Linked DNA regions of Homo sapiens: region 1 is linked to region 2. A link is a contact called in ENCODE Hi-C or POLR2A ChIA-PET data. All regions are on one chromosome and are shown on one strand. The core of a region is the stretch at or near the end of the contact, and the rest is flanking DNA. Distances in the headings are between cores, read along the strand shown. Region 1 overlaps PPP3CA (protein phosphatase 3 catalytic subunit alpha). Region 2 overlaps PPP3CA (protein phosphatase 3 catalytic subunit alpha).

The links. A loop is a pair of places that touch in the nucleus more often than their neighbours do. ChIA-PET counts read pairs that join two places held with the same protein, here RNA polymerase II (POLR2A). Pooled maps may share reads with other maps.
Region 1: a map with no recorded cell type shows a loop between it and region 2 (2.2-fold over the local background). The contact joins two enhancer-like sites. A Hi-C loop is called at or near these places in 3 of 37 single-sample maps with no recorded cell type and 1 of 50 pooled maps. POLR2A ChIA-PET finds 5 or more read pairs at or near these places in 3 of 52 experiments (A673, IMR-90 and MCF 10A).

What each region holds. Positions count from the first base shown.
Region 1 is chr4:101,262,779-101,269,085 of GRCh38, forward strand. All of the region lies in intron 1 of PPP3CA (protein phosphatase 3 catalytic subunit alpha), which reads right to left. Among named protein-coding and RNA genes, the nearest start is that of MIR8066, 25 kb to the left of the region's middle. Within about 2 kb of position 2,798, at least 2 of the 41 ENCODE cell types and tissues checked have a DNase peak (open chromatin) inside an H3K27ac peak, as active enhancers do.
Region 2 is chr4:101,081,704-101,088,747 of GRCh38, forward strand. It overlaps PPP3CA (protein phosphatase 3 catalytic subunit alpha), which reads right to left. Exons shown (of 14, transcript NM_000944.5): 7 at 1,483-1,560. Among named protein-coding and RNA genes, the nearest start is that of MIR8066, 160 kb to the right of the region's middle. Within about 2 kb of position 3,013, at least 3 of the 41 ENCODE cell types and tissues checked have a DNase peak (open chromatin) inside an H3K27ac peak, as active enhancers do.

The DNA of each region.
Region 1 (6,307 bases), core at 1,548-4,047, 180 kb after region 2:
GTGAGCTCTAACTATCCACCTGACCACCTTACTCCCATAGTTAGTGGGCTGGCTACTTTGCTAAGAAGAAAATTTGTATTAAGCTTTACACACATGGTTAACCCTGTGGCCCTTGTAGGCTCTCTGTCAGGGGAAGGGACAGAAAAACAAAGGAAGGAGGAAGGTGCAGAAGAGCACTCAACTGGAGAGAAACAACACTGAAAATATACCAATAGAATCCACAGCAGCTATAAAGAGAATGAGCTTATGATGCACAATGCAGTGCATACTGTGTGTACATGGTTGGGAAGATAAAATTAAGCTGAACACTTGAATCCCCTATCCTTGAGAGATATTTTTCATTTTCTTTAGCTTTCAATCTTATCAAGAAAAAATTCAGGACAAATACATGTCACTAGGCAGCAGTAGCTATTGCAGAGTATGTGGGAATATGTCATCTTTGCTCCGCCTCAGAAAATCTTAGACTGACTAGTCCAGTGACCCTTTAACTCTGGTTGGACAGTCCAATTGTCTGAAGAGTTTACACAAAAAACTACTGCTTAGACCCCATTCCAGATAAATTAAATCAGAATTTCTAAGAGTGGGGTCTAGGCATCAGTGCCATTCTTGTCCCTGTTACTGTAAAAGATGTGGTGTATCTCATTCAATCTTATAATCAACAAACAAATGTTTTTGTTAATACTTCCTTCACAGAGGGCAATAAGGCTCACAAGAAAAGACAGACAAGGTGTGTTCCTTACTGTCAATTAAGGTAACTTTCTAAAATTCTAAATTGTTTTCCACTGTCAACTTTACATTTCCATTTTGATATCTAGTGTTTTTTTTTTAATGTTTACCATGATTAATGGGAAAATGCAACACCCTGCCCTGCCCCCACCCATATGCACACACAAAGACCAGAGTGCCGTGCTGACCACTAGAAGCATCTCTCCAGACTGACAGGGGTCTATTGATTAAATTGTCAGTTCTTTTGTTCAGACAGGAAAAAAAAATCCACTTAACCACATTATCATCTAACCCATATTAGCTTTATTTTATATTGTTTCTACTAAGGTACCATTCAAGGGTTTTATATAAATGGAATAGAAATCTATATATACTATGCAAATTATCTTCTCCTGATCACTCTTCTCACTTTACCAGGTTAGAAATTCATGTCAGTTAGGTTGACAGAGAAGATGGTAAAAAGGGTGCCTTAACTCCGTAATAATTACTGGGAAGAGTCTCCATCCAAAACCATCTTTTCACAAGATTAGCTTAGTACACTGATTCTCACAGTACTTAAATTAGCAATTTGACCCCAATATCGAAGTCTATGTCTAGATTTCAAAATAGACATAAAAAGTAATATGTCTTCACATAAAGTTCTTCATTTACATCAAATAAATGAAATAAGGCATGAATCATTTTCATATCTTTTTCCCCCATGTCTTTTTCCCCCAAGGCAGGAACTGTTTCTGTTGTCTGTCCTTCCTTTTTATTTATTTTTTATGACCCAGCACTTTATTAGTAAATGAGAAGTCACTGTAGCTCACAGTTGCATTTGAATTTTTTGACTTTTTAATTTTAATAGGAATTGAGTCTTTTTTTAATCTTTAGTTTAATATGAAAACTGAAATGACTTCTAAGGCATACGAAGGCAGGAAAAATCAGCACCTTAAGACAGGGCAAGAAAAAGAAAGTTAACAAAAAGAAAAAATTAAAATAAAAGAAGGAAGGAAAAACATTTCCTTTGAAAACATTCTTCATGAATCAGTTTTTTGAGACCAGCAAGCAATTACTATTTAACATACAGAAAAATGCAAAATGTACAAATGCACATAAAATTCAGTTTGTTGTGCAGATCTTTGTCCCTCAGTCTCAGTGTAAATCCAGATTCTAAAAGCCCAGTTGCACAGTGACCTTCAATTTCTCACAATGGTTTATTAAGTTCAAATAATCACTAAGCAAATATCTCATTTAATCATTCAAGAAAAGACAACAAACTCAAATGCCTATAGGAGCCAGGGGAGGCAAAGTAAACATAGCATGTATGAGGGAAGACAGGATAGAGGAGGCAAGGTAGAGTTCTGGTGATATATGCCCTTATTAAAGGAGGTAGCAGGGAAAAGTCAGATTTTATCTTCTGAATCCCCTATGATGGAAACTAATACAAACTGTTTAAATCTCTTTTAGGCCAAACAATTCTCTCTGAGGGGGAAGTAGCCTTCAGCTCTGGTCTAGACGATTAAAAGAAAAACAATTCAGGAGAGAAACCAAAAATTTATATTACCACTATATCCATAAGAATTTGGCTGAATTTTGTTGTATTGTAGGTTATAATTTGTTAGCCATATGAAATAATGCAATAGAGCCTGTTTTCCAGAGTCTCCCTCTGTCACCCAGGCTGCAGTAGTGGTGCAAACAGGGCTCACTGCAGCCTTGACCTCCTGGGCTTAAGCGATCCTCCTGCCTCAGCCTCCTGAGTAGCTGGGAGCCAGCTACTCTTTTATTTATTTTTTTTATTTATTTGTAGAGACAGGGTCTTGCTCTGTTGCCCAGGCCAGTCTGAAACTCCTGGGCTCAAGTAATCTTTCCACCTCAGCCTCCCAAACTGCTGGGATTACAGGTGTGTGCCATAGCACCCAGCCCATGTCTGCTTTCTTCAAGATATTTAATCATGAGTTTTTCTTAGTAAATTGACCTGAATCCCAAAGAATAGAAAGATTATCACAAACAGAGAAGATAGGCATAAAGAAGACCAAACCACTTTTAATGAATGGTGATTCAAGGAAAGGATAACTAAACATGAATCACTTGGAAACATGAATAAATACAAACAGTGAGTTTTTGTTCATTCACTTCTCTGCTTGTGTCAGCATTTTGAAGGAGAAGATGAATGAAAGGTAAGGAGTGGCTAAATTCCAAAGTCAAATGATAACCCAAATAAAAACCACACAAGATAAACAACAGATATACAAACACTGCTTCAAAACAAACATAACTCATTTACCCTGATCCCAAAATAACAAAATTAAACCATCTAAGAAACTCCACTGGTCATTCACTTACAAAGTAGAGAAAGACCTGGTCATGTAATAGAGGGGAATAAACATAGAAAGCAACATAAACGTCTTTAAGATAATGCAGCTCACATGCTCTACCTAGAAAAAAAAAGTGTTTCTTTAATGTATTTGTGATAGCATACAGAGGGATTATGGAATTTACATGTTACTGCCTGTGGATGAATCACCTTTATATATAGAACTACCTTTACATACACAAAGAGGAAGTAAAATAATTTATACCTCAACAGGTTTATTTACTTTCTTACCAAGTGACTTAGATATAATAATAATTAATAATTCCAGACTGTTTTCACTATTTCTTACCTCACCTATTTCCTCTACTTTTCATGAAAACTCTGTATTTTCTTACATCAGTTCCCATATTCTTATTCTTTTAACTCTGTCAAAATATGTAAAGCCAGTAAATTACTAACAGAAGAAAATAAAGAGAATAAAAGTTGCATACAGCTCTATACATTTACTATTTATATCTTACATCATAAGTATTTACATCATAGGTACAAAAAATAAATAGGATTATTAAGTGAATGCATTTTTCAATCAAGTTATTAAATTTAGATATGGCCCTAGCTATGTTTACTACTAAATTATAAGAATGGTTACTACTACATTATAAAAATCAGTTACAGTATTATATAGCGTGATTAATCTTTCTCATTTAAAATCACAGTGTTATTCAGTCTATATCAACTGTCCATTAAAAACAAAATTAAAAACCTATAATTAAAGATGGCCTAATGAAATCTCAAGGAAATATCAAGGTTGGGATAAACATGAAGAAATTTCTTTACATTGACAGACTCAGAGATGACTGGATGAGAAACAAGAGTACAGTCCATACTAGACCAGTCCATACAGGTCTAGCAATTGAACCTGAGTTCAACTAGTGAAAGTGAAATTTAAAATTAGGGGCTATGTGTAGCAAACACAAACACATTCACTAAAGAAAATTAAGAGAACAGTATCTTTCCAGTAGTATCTCTGGGTATAAAAGGAGAAAGTAAGTAGCAATTGCTCAATCATTATTGATTACTGATACTGTCCTCTCTCATATAGAGAATGTGACCAACTATTTTCTTCATTTAAGCCAAATTCTGTAGGAGCATGAGACAGACGAACACCCCTAGCTGTCCTTTTCAGAATACCATGCCTAGCTGTCTTTTTCAGACCACTGATAGGGCCATGGTGTGAAGTCAGACCTTATTACCAATCTGCCTCTGCCCTGGGGCGTCCTCAGTTAACTAGGAATGAAATAATATGTATACACAGATTTCCACAACCTCAAACTGAGTAGGAGGACTCTAGATAATGGAACTTAATTACTTCAGTGTTAGAAAAAAGTATATTAGTGGATAATCCATGTACTGTGCAGAATATGCATTAAATATAGAATTAATGGCTCATCTAAAAGTTGAATAAAATTCAATTTCCACAGAATCAAAGGTTTTCACAAGCCAATGTAACACATAATAGGTATGAATTATCCATAAATGTGAATAAAGATTTCTTTCCAACCAATATTTCTCAGGGCCTATGATACGCTAGGAATTGTGTTATATACTTGGGATTACAATGTCCTTGTAGTTCAGGTACTCATTATTTAGTGTGAAAGACAACCAAGTAATCAAATAATTACAGTACAGAAACTGTGCTACGACTCCTGCTTTTGAGGGCTATAAGCATAAAGTTTAATAATGGAAGTGCATGAAGCCCGTACTATACTGAGATGGGAGGCAGGAGGGGATAAGCGGATCTGAGGAATGGCCTCTAAAGGAGATGACACCTAATCTGACAAAGAAGTGTAGGGAAATGTGTCCAGGCAGATTAATATTAACATACGCTATCTCTGGAAAATGCAATTTATACTAGTAACAAAAGTGAACTCCAGACTGACAAAATTACTAAAAATGTTCAATAAATTGAGTCCAAGATGAGATTTGTATTGTGCAAGAATTTATAACCATAGTTTATACACCAATATTTACTCCACTATTAATATTTATACTATCGATACTATTGTTAACTTGCATAAGAAGATGGTTTTTAAACTTTTAAAACCTTTTTAGTTGAAATAAATAATTTCCTCCTTTTCAGGGACTATATTTGATAGCCTGAGTTAAAATCAATATGCCTAACCAACATGATGAGACCTCGTCTCTACAAAAATATTAACAAGTTAGCCAAGCATGGTGGTATGTGCCTATAGTTCCAGCTACTTGGGAGGATGAAGCAGGAGGATTACTTGAGTCCAGAAGTTTAAGGTTGCAGTGAGCTATGATTGTGCCACTGAACTCCAGCCTGGGGAACATAGAGAGATCCACTCTCTAAAAAACATAAATAAGTAACAATAACAATAATAAAAATCAATATGAAGAAGAAAAATTGATAAATTCTCATTAATTTTCAACTAAAGCAAATGGAAAAGAGGTATTACTTCTTTTCTGCAAAAATACCTGCACCTAATCATCGGTGAGAGAAGTCTGAGAAAAGAAGGCAAAATTCTGTCACATCTCAGTGATTACATTCTTAAGCTGGTACACAGTAATTCGTAGGCCTTCAACAATTTCAGAGAATTCCAACCTCACAGTTTTTATGGTGCCATAGGACCACAATGCTGAAATCAACTTAAATACGTAAAACCATCTTCCTCTACAATAGTACCCTAAATATGTCTATACCACTATAAAAACCTGCAACTCGGACAGTCAACAATACATAGAGTAACACTGTATTTAACTGCTAATGAACTAAAGATAATAAAATTGCAACTTTATCTCACCTCTATACCTAAATAAACCTAAGGAAGATTCGCAGCCTATAACAATCCCTATAGCATATTATTTATACTTGCTGGAACACATTAGGCTTAATGTATTAGTCATATATACAAGTAACATATCTGAACCAAATGTCCAAGACTTCTGCGCACTCAAGATATCTTCCTTAAGATAATATGGGAAAAAAAAGTCAAAGGACAATATCACAATTTGATGTCTATGCTGTGTTCCTAAAACTGGTCTTGGTATTTGATTATTTTATTCTTTTTACTAAGTTGTCTCATGGGACGTCCTGCTAAATATCAGCTGCCCAAAGTTTATAAACTATTTGTTCAGCCCAGGAGAAAACTGCTATGAAAATTACAGAAGAGCAGATATAAAATTCATTTATCATGTCTAATTGTACCAACTTAGTCAGCATTTTTCATTTTTATTGTTATCTTTTAGCAATGTTGTTCCCTG
Region 2 (7,044 bases), core at 1,763-4,262:
TTAACATTTATAATTTTAAAAACACTGTGAGTCCTCTCTTTTTGGAACTTGGTCATACTATAAAAGAAAATGCCCCCTTAAAAACCTTTTGAAATGTTCTAAAAGTATGTATTCTGATTATGGAACTGAGCTTCGTTATGGAAACAAAATCCATGTGAAAGACAGTTTCACTCTTAATCCTAGTACCTTGACTTTATAGACAGAGGGTGACTATGCCTACTTGACAACAAACAAAAACAAAGAAACTGGATGACATAATCTCAATTTTTCCAATGAATCAATCAACTTCTCATTTTAAACAAAAATACTTGATATTAACTGATGCACTTAACACACATTCAAGTAAGCCAGTGGTTATGGGTAGGTAGTGCAATCAGGATAAATCTGCCAAAAATGGGCAGTCAGCCGACTGGAACACAGCCAAAATAGCATAGTGACACCATAGCCTTGACAAGTGAGAACAATTATTTGAAGACCTGACTGGTTGGGTATATAAACAGGTTACTTCAAACATCAGCTACAAAACAGTGAGTATATAACACTGGATCCGTTCACACCTGTTGACTGATTGCTTGAAAACAGCTAATTGTGAAATGAACTTGGTATCTTCCTTGATTCAGGGATGTCATAGACATGGGCCTCCTTCAAAATGCAGGTATCTATATTCCCAATTTCAGCACACAGGTTATAAAAAGAAGTGCTACTACTTTTCAGAAAACCTAGACTATGAAGGGATGAGTTTAATTATTCAAAGGGAAGCAATGCCTTTCAGTGGAGCCTACTGGGAAACGGTATCAGACCTCAAATCTTAAAAGTAGTCTAATTTCTCCCTAATGTAGATTTAATATACTATTAAAGTGAACATCTGAAATTTCATAATTTTCTAAACCTCCAAAATTGTTCTACATCTTAGAAACTTACCAGGTGAGACAAAATCAACTTTATTTAATCATTTGCTAGTTAGAACATAAACTTTTCCCTGTTTTTAAAGATGTCCCTATTCCTTTCCCTTTAAAATCAGGGATATTACAGGGATCAGGAATGGTATTCAGGATTAGGAATGGTATTCTTTAAAACAACAGTAAAATGTGCAATACCTGTTAAATATTTAGTATAATTCTCATTCATATTTTCAACAAGACTGAAAAGTAGCTGGTAATTTACTCACTTATATGACAGTGTAAATGCAACAATTGAGAGGAATAAGAGGAGGTGCCCTTACAGTACTTAAGAAATCAAGCTGAAAATGGACTTGTTCAGGCTAAAGATGTAAGAACTTTACGGGAGACTGTACGATACATCTGCAGCCATTCATTCCCTAGGACTCTGTCATACCTGTGTCATCCATCAGAAGATAATTTTAAGCTCTAATTCCTTTTGGGAGTGAGCCTGGTAAAAGGGAACCTGCAGAGCCTAAGCAAAGTGAGGAAGTTCTGGAAAATGGACAATGCATGGTTTTTATAAATGCTCAAAACTGCTCACCCTGCATCTTGGGCTTCGTGGGCTCGGAGTATAGATAACAAGTTATTGTGCTGTAAGAATTCACATACAGCCGGGTAACTGCCAGAGACAAAAAGAAAAGGGAAGCATCTGTTAGGAAATCATCAGGAGTAGCACATTTATCTCTAACATCCAGATCTATGTGACTGGATCAAAGATAATCAAACATACATCATTCATGAAACAAGCCTCTTGACTCTAAGGCCAAGTTTATCCTTGTGGCAGAAAAAGCATCTACAGCTGTACTTTTTACATAATCAGAAAGGGGTTGAGGTGCATGAACTGGGGGAAAAAACATAAGCCATTATAAAACATTAGGAAAGTGTCCACTCTCAGAAAAATAAATTTTTAAAAGTCTACATTTAAAGACAAAGTGAACGGAGCATAACTATAACAAGATAATGAATTTAAAATATAAGTCTCAATTTTCTCAAATATTGCACCATTTGTGCATATGTGTGCATGTATGTGTATACAACAGAGATAACTGAGTTTGCAGGCAGAAGAGAATACATATGCTCTCTTCTGCCTCCTAATTATTTTTGTTTCTATAATCTCCCAGATTTAAGACTCCTCCCATACGGTGGGAAATCAAGTTATTGCTTTATCTAACATTATGGGTACAATAAGATGATTATATCATTCAAAACCTAAACAAAATTATGGATATTCACAAGGCTTTAGAATTTGTCCTTTAAATATGATCAGCAGAACTTTATCTTAAGACTTATCTATCTTGACTAAATAAAACATCCAATATACAATTATGTTTGTCTTTTAAGAGTCTCAAACTCAAATAACTTCATTATAAATGAAATTCAAATCATAAATTAAACCTGAAAAACCTTTTACAGTCATTATGTCTCTGCTCTAAGAACTTTTAATGAAACAAATGTGTATTATAAAAATAAATTTTTGACAATGCAAATCAAGGTACAGAAAACCAATATTCAAACTGCAAATATTCACTAGAACTTAAACTATATACCATTGAAAACATTCATCAATTATAAAAATAGCACTGCAGGGAAACATTCTAGTAATGTATGTTATTCAAATAATTTATTATAAAAGAAAAGATAGTTTCTGTGTTACACATTTTGTACAAATTCCCTGACCAACAGGAAAAAATTATCATTAAGATAACATACAGTTGGCCGGGCATCGTGGGTCACACCTGTAATCCCAGCACTTTGGGAGGCAGAGGCGGGCAGATCACCTGAGGTCAGGAGTTCGAGACCAGCCTTGCCAATGTGGTGAAACCCTGTCTCTTACTAAAAATACAAAAAACTAGCCAGGCTTAGGGGTGGGCGCCTGTAATCCCAACTACTCGGGAGGCTGAGGCAGGAGAATCGCTTGAACCCAGGAGGTGGAGGTTGCAGTGAGTCGAGAACGCACCATTGCACTCCAGCCTGGGCGACAAGAGTGAAACTCCATCTCAAAAAAAAAAAAAGAAAGATAACATACAGTTATAGAGATACTGACTATAAAAAAGATTCAGTTCTTTGGCAAAAAGGGATCTGAAACTGAAAACAGTCTCTGTTCATGTGCCCATGTGTAGTGTGTTTTGTAAGAGAAAGGGAGAAAAAGAGGAGATAATCATGGGGCCTCCACTTCCTAGTTGTCCCCAGTCAATTCAATAAATAAAACATCTAACTGATGAACATGAGTGTATCTTAGAAACTGGAGAGGATGGCCCAGTCTCTGCATGGAAACATGCCCATCTGGTACCCAGAATCAGGTGTTGACCAACATGTGTCTTCAAAGGCTTCTGTTCTGCTTAAAGAAAAGTGAATATACGACCTTTCCAGGTAAGTGTGTGTCAGAGAAAAAAAACAAAAACAAAAACAAAGAAAAAACCACTTTACTTTCAGAGATACTGGTTGGTCTTTCAAAAACAGCAGATTTGTTTGGTATATATTAGCTATAAAAGGCCCAGCTAAGGGGCACAGAATAGGTTCTCAATAAATGTTCCTTCCCTATCTTTTTTCTTTTTTTGAGGCCTTCACTTAAATTCCTTGTGCCTTCGCAATGCCTCTGTATAGAAGTATACTGTCTTGTTACCACTGTCAGACAGGTTGCCTGACTATGTCTGTCACTTTTTTGCCCTTGGTAAACGACTTAGTTGCCCTTTCTTATTTGCCCTTTTGGAACAACTTACACTATTCTTAAGAAAGAATAATTTTAAAATATTTTCGTCACACTAAGTTTGATACCCTTATGTGTTTAAGCTAAGTTTTTCCCCATGAAAATATATACCTGATTTTTATTGGAAATCTGAAAAAAATAAAATTAATCAAGTGCCAATTTGCTAGGTTAACAGCATTAAGTGAGGAGTATTTGCATTATTGACTTGGAGGGAATTCATTTTGAAGAAAAACTTCAGACATTTTCAAAACATATGCCATCATATACTCAGCTTTTCAAAGAAATACCAACATTTTCCTCATAGATCTAGACAATACTTGAATATCATCTAGATTCCCACTGTTGCTGAACTATTTACCTAGGATATACAGAAGTTTCTAATAGTATTAGAAAAGAGAAACAGAAACTCTGTTCCACTTTTATGCTTTTTAATGGAAATTATCACAAATCACAAAATGTTCAAGCTGAAAAGCACTGCGTATATACACACACACACACACACACACAGAGAGAGAGAGAGAGAAAGAGCGAGAGAGAGAGAACGGCAGGAAAAGCATATTGCTAACACCTAAACACCCCAAAGAGATGAAAAATCACTTATTCCCCAGTAATTTAGCAGAGGCCCAGTGATGATTGTTCCATTTGTTAGAAGACAGTATTAGCTACAGGGAGGGGCGGTATAAGTTCAAGGCAGGTTTCTGTCCTAAGGGTATTTATTATCTTAGGAACATAAAGCATTATAAAAAATATTTTTAAAAAATTACTATATTATAAAACACATTGAAGATAAAATAGAAGTTTTATAAAGATATTATAAAGCAAGCAAGAAAGCATCTGAAATTAATCAGAGAAATCTTTTTGAAAAATATCTATCTTTTGTTATATATTAAAGAGAATGACGTATGCAGATTGGTAGATAGGAAAGGGGTTAGAATTCTGCTCGGAAAAGAAGAGGGATCATCAGAAGCTGAGTGAATAGGAACAAAGATAAGGAAGGTAGAAAAGAAAAAAATGTAATAAATGGTAGAAAAATTGGCTTGGCAGTAGAGCAAACAGTTACTATTAGATTAATTCTGTTTATTCTCTTGTATTTGTTTCTATATCATATTGAACTATATTTTCAACCTTGAGTTTAATCTCCCAGATGTAAGACTCTTTAGCCATGACATAGCTAGTGGGCATTATTAAAATGTTTTTTTTTTAAATGTTTTTATGCCTTTATGGATACTTTCCCTGTGCAGTTTTTCCTCCTGGAAAGGCCTATTCTTCTGCCAAGTCTTCACAAGTTATCACCTGTGAAGCATTCTCTTCAAGGCTATCTCACCTAAGGTGTACACAACTGCTGTATCCACTGTGTTCCTACAATATATGTATCTAATATATCACTTATCATGTTGTAGTGTAAATTATATTTCTACTTCTGTGCTCCAGCAATAGTGAATGCCTTAGGAGAGGAACACCGCTTTTTCATTTGCATTTTCATATCTTAAATGCTTAGCAGCAATCTGTCAGCTTATTGGGGCTTATGCTCAATTGCTGAAGTAGCTTCAATAGGGGCAGTCAAGCAGGTGAGAGATGCAAAGGGTTTCTTTCCCTCCTCCCTCAGTGCTTTGGCAAAGCAGAGGCAGGCAGCCTGCAATCCCCTGCCAATACACAAGGAGGAAGCCACAGTCTCTTTGGTGTCCTTCTCCTCTTCCAGATCCAGTAATAGGGAAGACCCTGCCTGATTGTTCAACTCCTCCTCTGCTTCTTGGGGCCTGGGAATGGGTACTTAGCCCAGGAGTGTCCTGGGGCTACCTGGATGCTGTCAGACCTACCTTTTCCTAGGACTTGCTGTGTTTCTTTTTTGTCCCAGGGTTCTTGATCTAATTTCATTTTTGTCCAATGGGGATCAAGTCCTAAGGGGCCAACTCTTCCTGACAGAACTTTTCCAGAATTTAAGTTCAGAAGTGGCAAGCAATTTTTATTTAAGGCAAACTTTTTAGTAAAGTAAAACATCTATACAGAAAAAGGCAAAAATTAATTTGATGACCTTTCACAAAGTGAACACCCTTGGAACCTGCACTCTGATCAAGACACAGAACATTATCAAACCCCAGAAACTCCTCATATTTCTCTTACTGTCACCTCCTCTCTATGGGTAACCAGTATCCTGGCTTATAGCATGAAAGATTAGTTTTCTCTGATGTTGAACTCTTATTTCAGTGGAATCATACAGTATCTACTGGTCACTATCGGCTTCTTTCACTCGTCATTATGCTTGGGATCTTCAACCATGTTGTTATGTGTAGTTTTAGTAAGCTCATTCTCATTTGCTGTATTTAGTTGTATAAATATATTAGAATTTATTATTCATTCTACTAAATGGATATCCGAGTTTTCATTTCTTGGCTGTTATGATTAACCTTGCACATGTCGTTTGATGCACTTATAGAGACATTTCTAAAGGATATAAAATAGGGGCTGAATAGCTTGGTAATATGAATGTTCAGTTTTAACAGATAATGAAGCAGCTAATGTAATTTGGGAGTAGAGGTGAAGTAAGATCAGGTGACCTTCTCTGCAGAATTCCCAGTGTTACATTCCTTCATATTTTCATGATGCCGCTTTCCCCGCCTGCAAAAATCTTCCCCAATGACTCTGGTTGGATATGTTCTACTAATCCTTTAAAACTCAGGTCTGCTAATGCCTTCATCATGAATAGTCCCTTGAACCTAATCCATTCCCCCTTGGGGTTAGGATTCCCAACACACTCACTCAGATTGTCTGTCTCTCTCTCCCCCTCCCCACCAACCTGTGTGTGTGCGCGTGTGTGTAATAGCCTGCACATTTATAATGACGGCACTATTCACTTTGTATTTTACTTGTCTGTTTCTGCTTTGTGAGCTCTGCTACTGGACTGCCATTTTCTTGAAGGCAGGGACTCAGCATCTATAAAACTTAGTAGAGAGAGGCCAGGCATGTTGGCTCACGCCTGTAATCCCAGCACTTTGGGAGGCCGAGGCGGGTGGATCACGAGGTCAGGAGATGGAGACCATCCTGGCTAACACAGTGAAACCCTGTCTCTATCAAAAATATAAAAAATTAGCCTGGTGTGGTGGTGGGCGCCTGTAGTTCTAGCTACTCGGGAAGCTGAGGCAGGAGAATGGTGTGAACCCAGGAGGCAGAGCTTGCAGTGAGCCGAGATCGCACCACTGCTCTCCAGCCTGGGCGACAGAGCAAGACTCCATCTCAAAAAAAAAAAAAAAAAAAAAAAAGAGAAAAACTTAGTAGAGAGAATATACTACAGTAAATGCTCAGCTAATGTGTGCTAAATAACTGAATGAGTGAAAAAATTCTCAAAAAAGATACCCATGAATGGAACAGTATGCATTGGGTAGAGGGAAGAGGGACGAT